2 separate regions of the Homo sapiens genome follow, and region 2 is linked to region 1. The links are chromatin loops, found by intact Hi-C in ENCODE. Cell type or tissue: GM12878. All regions are shown on one strand. Each heading gives the region's core, and the rest is flanking DNA. Links, peaks and the distances in the headings are about the cores only.

What was found. A loop is a pair of places that touch in the nucleus more often than their neighbours do. Peaks named below come from ENCODE experiments on the same cell type or tissue, not always from the same donor. Only the 100,000 strongest peaks of a DNase experiment are listed, where the experiment ranks them.
Region 2: it touches region 1 in a loop (5-fold over the local background); 2 of 110 quality-filtered maps call a loop at or near these places.

Annotation. Positions count from the first base shown.
Region 1 is chr6:51,459,045-51,461,967 of GRCh38, forward strand. No RefSeq gene overlaps it. Among named protein-coding and RNA genes, the nearest start is that of PKHD1, 630 kb to the right of the region's middle. In GM12878, for the core only: no CTCF peak of the experiment used is centred there; a DNase peak (open chromatin) is centred at 1,177; H3K27ac peaks cover 1,481 bases.
Region 2 is chr6:51,397,382-51,400,304 of GRCh38, forward strand. It overlaps LOC105375085 (a long non-coding RNA gene), which reads right to left. Exons shown (of 3, transcript XR_926868.1): 3 at 940-1,306. Among named protein-coding and RNA genes, the nearest start is that of TFAP2B, 580 kb to the left of the region's middle. In GM12878, for the core only: a CTCF peak has its summit at 1,617; a DNase peak (open chromatin) is centred at 1,170.

The sequences.
Region 1 (2,923 bases), core at 213-2,712:
TCTATCTTGCCTTGCAGTTAGGGATTAGTCCCTTAAAATTCTAACCAGTCTGCACATTTTGGGGTGATCTAGAGTTTATCTCATATGCATTTGTTTCCTCATAGGAAGAAGCACAATGCCTTACTCTATACATGTTCAATATAGTCTTACTTTACTTACTGGTAAATGGGAAGATATTCAGGCTACTAGTCCTTCTAGGTAGTAATGTTACAGATGAAGAATTAACTAAATGGTTCTACTTCAGATTATATAAACTACAACACTATGGAGACTTTCCTTTTGTATTAGTACCAAAAACTGATAAGACATTTTCCTCCATGCTATGGTCTGTAGACCACGGGTAGATAGGGTTGACAAATTATGGCCCATGGGTGTGTAGCCATCTTTTTTTTATAAATAAAGTTTTATGGAAACACAGTTACATTCATTTATTTATGTATTGTCTATGGTATCTTCTGCACTACAATGGCAGACTTGAGTAGTTCAGATAGAGACCATATGACCTGCAAAGCCTATAAAGTTTATTATTTGGCCCTTTACTGAAAAACTTTGCTGACTCTGGTATAAACTCACACTATACTGTATACTATAGTATATAGTACACTACACTATACTATACTGTACTATATTGAGTTCCTTGCTGCCAAAGAAGAAAAAAATAAAACTAAAGTGAAGAAGTCATGCTTTAGCTTTTTAATCTCTTGTGGCCCATTCAAATTAATTAATGTTTATCAATTTGTCCTCTGAAAGTGACTATAAAAATAATATCAATATATACAGGCATATGTTACAATTTATTATTCAACATTCCAGTTTTTTTAACAAAAAACAAGCATAACATAATTCCTTGTAATCCACAGTTCACCTTAAGTATGTATTTACATCTGTGTAGCCTTACATCAACTAGTTTATAATTTTATGATACTGCCATGTCTATATGCATGTGGTGAAACCAGATAGAATTGAAAGTTCTAATTGCTTTCCTTGTCAGGATTTCACAAGACAGTCTTGGATTCCAGGAGTCATGTCCTGATTCCTGCTATTCACAGGGCTATGTGAAAGAAGATTGTTAAACTGGGCCAATAAAACAAATTTTGTACACAAGCACAGCTTTTGTTTACTCTGAAAGCTCACTGAGTGTCATTTTTGTTTTTGCTATCACCTTGGGGATTGTGCATCTCCCTAGAGAAATGTTGCGTGAGTAGGGGCTATAAAGAGTTAAGAGAAAACAGAAAGTGAGAAATGAGAGGGAACTCCAGTCCCTGCGGCTTCCTATTTACTTTGCTTTTAAAAAAATTCCCCTAGTCTTTACTGAGATTCATCAGTACTTTTTGAAATCATAAAGTGTGTTACCCTGTTCAGGACCCAGAGAATTTTATAGTACATACAACTTCCCTGTGGGTCTTAAATTTAGTCTGATCAGTATTCATCATTCCTGTGAAGAACAAACAAAAACATAGTCCCACTGGGAAGACAGAATCTCAAGCATGAATTAGACTCCTTTTGTTCTTTTACTCTTTCCTTCCCTTGAATCCATAACCCAGCTCTGTCAAAGTCAAATAACTAGCAAGTAACATGAAACAATAAAGCATCAGCCACGTGAAACTTCTCTAGGAAAAGAAAAGTAGTGGGATTCGGAACCATGTCAAATTACTTTCAGAGACCCTTGAAAGGTATTTTTTAAAGGCATATCGTTACGAAGTAAAAGAAAAAGCAAGAATGAACATAAAAACAAGAAAACAGATTAGGAATCTTAAATAGTTATAGATTTACCAACTGAATATGAATTTTGGCAACAGTGCCCTGCAACCATGTACATTTTCTTTTAAGAATAAGAGAGGGAGAGAAAGGAGAGAAACAAAGAGAGAGAGAGAGAGAGAGAGTGAGAAAGAGAGAGACGTTACTGACCAACGTACAAAGACTTTGGCAACACAATACTTTGCCCTGCCAACAAACTAATTGAAAGATAGAAGGATGAGAGTCCAAAAAGTCTAATTTTCTTTTTGTGATTATGTTTTATCAAGTCATTTGCTTTCACCCAGAATTGGAGACTGAGACAGCTTGCATCTTCCTCTATCCCTCTTCACTCCTTCACCACCCATCACCAGTTAGGTGAGGAATTAAGTTGAACAAGATTGAATTCAAGGATTTAGAGAATGCAACAATCCTATAGCTATATTAAGAACTCATTTTAGTCCATCAATTTTCCTTCAAAATTCTTAGGTAACTATTTGATTTTCTAAGACATCTTGGGGAAATTTCCTATCCTTCCTTAATTGAGTAATTTATAATGCTAATGAGCTATATGGGTTCACAAATTTAGTTTTCTGGTTTACATTCTTCCATGGCAGATTTGTATGTCTCCTTCCTCTCCTAGCTGATTGGGAACCAGAGCCCCTGTGAAAAATACCTCTAGCATTTGTAAGGGAGAAGAAAGACGGATTTTGCTGGGATCTTGGTATTCCTCACAGCACAGACTAAACATTCCAAAGTGCTCCAGAAACACAGCATACTGTAGGTTGAAAGAAAACTTTGACACCATATAATTCAACTTATTAACTCAGTTTCTGTCATAGCTTTGTTCACACACTGTAGGAAGTAAAGTTAACTTCCACCAACATCAAGTACCTTGACGTGGCTTAGCGTGATGGAAAGTGGAACCAGTTATAGACTCAGATGATCTGAGATCAAATCCTAACTCTGCTACTTGCAGAGTTGTAGGATGGTGGGCATCATTTGAATTTCCAAAACCTCAATTTCCTAATCTAACAAAGATAATAACAATCTCTTTTGTCTCTACCGCATAAGGTTATCATGTTAATAATATGAAGAAATGAATGTAAAGGCACTTTGTAAACTGTAGGTGAGGTACCACATGAAATCAAGGGATTATTCCACTCCATCTTATAAAGGAGCATGACGT
Region 2 (2,923 bases), core at 272-2,771, 62 kb before region 1:
ATTTGTCATTGATTAACAATAACAGCAAATATTTGTGGAGCATTTATAATGTGCCAAGTATTCTTTCAAGTGCTTCACTGATACTAAACCATTTAATCCAGACAACAACTTTCTGTAGTATTTTCTATTTCTCCAAGTTACAGATGAGAATTTGGGGTCCAGAGAGATTGAGTAACTTGCCCATGGTTACATATTAGGAAATAATACACATGATTCAGATCCATATAGTCTTGTCGCACAGCCTTCTCTTTTAACAAATACACCCTATTGTCTCTGTCATTCTTTACTGTCCTGCAAAAGAAATGTATCACCTGTGTTTTAAGAATTAAAGAGAAAAATTTTGTGGTTGGCTAATCTGGTCTTGATGCCTGATTATAAAAAAAAAAAACAAAAAAAAAATCTATAGCATTGTCAACAATCTATTTCCTATTTCTAAAAGAACTTTTAATTTTCTCACTAGCCTTAAAAAAAGTGTCTTTTTTAAAAAAGCAGCTGACTTTCCATCTTATTAAATGTCTACCTTGCATAATGTCAGAGAAACTCATTCTAATGCTGCCCAGGAAAACTAAGATTAATTGGAGTTAAATCCGATTGAAGGCTATGTAAGCTATGTTCTTTTGGTTACCAGATCCACTCTTCTGTTTGCATGGATCAGCATCCTACCTATTTTTCCAACTCCCAAAAGTATTAGAAGCCACAAGCACAGCTCGCTCCATTTCTCTTCTCTTTTTATGCCTCCCCTTTTCCTTGTAACCAGTATTATCCATGGGAGAGGTTCCACATGGGATTTTCCAAGAGGCCAGGCCAGCTTGACACACAGGGCCCTTCCTTACTCAGCCCAACCGCAACCCTCTTCCACCTCCTGCTTCCCCTCATCCTTTTGATTGTGTGTGCTTTTCCCTTTCATTACTGCTAATGGCTCTGAATGGGTCTCTTGTGCATAAGGAGAGACAATAGTCTTCATTTAATGGTATTATTTACAATAGGAAAAATAGTTTTAAAAAGAGAAAGTGGGAGAGACAGTTATAGCAAGAGGCTTGACTGTGAAGCCTCTTTTATTAGGGGTCTGGCACCCTCCTCACCTTTTCCTGGCCATCAGCCAAGCTCTCCTTCACTCCAGAGCGGCCCTTGAGTTTTGCTACAGTTTCCGTATGATGCCACAGCAGCCAGGCTCTATGGTGTGACTCATTTCCGCAGCAAGAGTGCTCCAGTACATTAACAGCTTTCTCTTCTTTGATCAAGTGAGACCAGGGCATCCATTCTCATGGCCAGTGTTTTCATATGATTAGTCTTTTCCCAGGCACACCTGCATGGAGGACAGAAGGCTGCCTGTAGAGGAAGCTGCTGAGCCTGATTTCATTGGAAGAGTAGGTGAAGAAGGGACAGCTGAGACCCCGGGGCTACTCTGGCCCAGGCATGGTCCTTGTGAGAATTTGAAAACTCTGTCTTCTTTGAGCCAGTGGATTAGGAAGAGTCGCCTGTCTCAGTGGACACAGCCCTACAAGCCCCCCACTGAGGTCCACACACACTTTGCACAAATGCAGGACTACATGCAGCAACTTGAGCAGGATTTGATGTCTCTACCAGCCATTTGAGCTTCAGCTGACAATAGCAGTGACATAGTGCCCCGGCAGAGGGCATGGTACCTACGCCCAGACTGTGTCTAGAGTTTGAATCTCGGGTTTACCATTCGTTGCCTGTGCAGGTCTATTATCTTGGGCAAGTTATTTACTTGTTCCATGTCTCAGTTTCCTTATCTGTGAAATGGTTATGCAATAATAGCATCTAATTCAGAGGTCACTGGAAGGATTATGTGAGGAAACTTACAGAAAGAATGCAGAACAATGCCAACCATAAAGAAAGCTCTCATCAAATGCTGTCTGTTGTGACTTATAAATAGCAAAGTGCTAAGGTAACCTAGACCTTAGCAAAAATTGAAAATTGCTGATGTTACCTCCAGGAATTCCAGCCTTATCCTCTGTACTTTTTTTAATTATCTGAATTCTCCCCATTTTTGAGTAAAATAACCAATAATGACTGACCTTTACTTTGTGTTCATTATATGTCAGACTCTATGTTAAATACTTTGCAAATATGATATTGTTTAATCATCCCAACAACTTTCTGAAATAGGTTCTTCTATTAACCCTGTTTTTCAGATGAAGAGCTTGATGCTCATAGAAGCTGAGCAACTTGTTTAAGGTCCAAAAGCCAGCAAGTGGCTCAGGTGGCATTTGGGAAAACCTCTTATCTGTATAAATATGCATAAATTTAATACCTTAAGGTATTGCTTTTTTTCTTTCCTACTTTTGTGTCGTAAAATTGTATATTTCTTAATATTCCTGCTGACTCCTTTCTGAAAGCAGAGATCACAGTATGGCCCCTTAAGACCTTACAAATAGTTTGGTATGACTGCCTATTTAGAAATAAAATGAAAGTGGTAAACTTATAAATGAAAACATCCTACCCACAATGGTATGAGTTTAAAATAAAGTATAATGAATTGCCCCTTCCAAGGGGCACATTTAGTGTGGAACAAAGAAATCAGTCACATCCTCTCAAATGCCAGCGAGGCTGGTGGAGATGGGTTGAGGCTCTGTGGGTTGCTCAGTGTCTTCAAAATCAAAGCATTATCAGCCATAACCACTTTTGTGTATTTTTAAGTCTGGTTCTATCTTGTGTCCTCGCTAGTTTTTCTTTTTCTTTTTTGTTTTTTTGTTTTTTGTTTTTTGTTTTTGTTTTTCGAGACAGTCTCGCTCTGTCGCCCAGGCTGGAGTGCAGTGGCACGATCTCAGCTCACTGCAAGCTCCACCTCCCAGGTTCATGCCATTCTCCTGCCTCAGCCTCCCAAGTAGCTGGGACTACAGGCGCCTGCCACCATGCCCAGCTAATTTTTGGGATTTTTAGTAGAGATGGGGTTTCG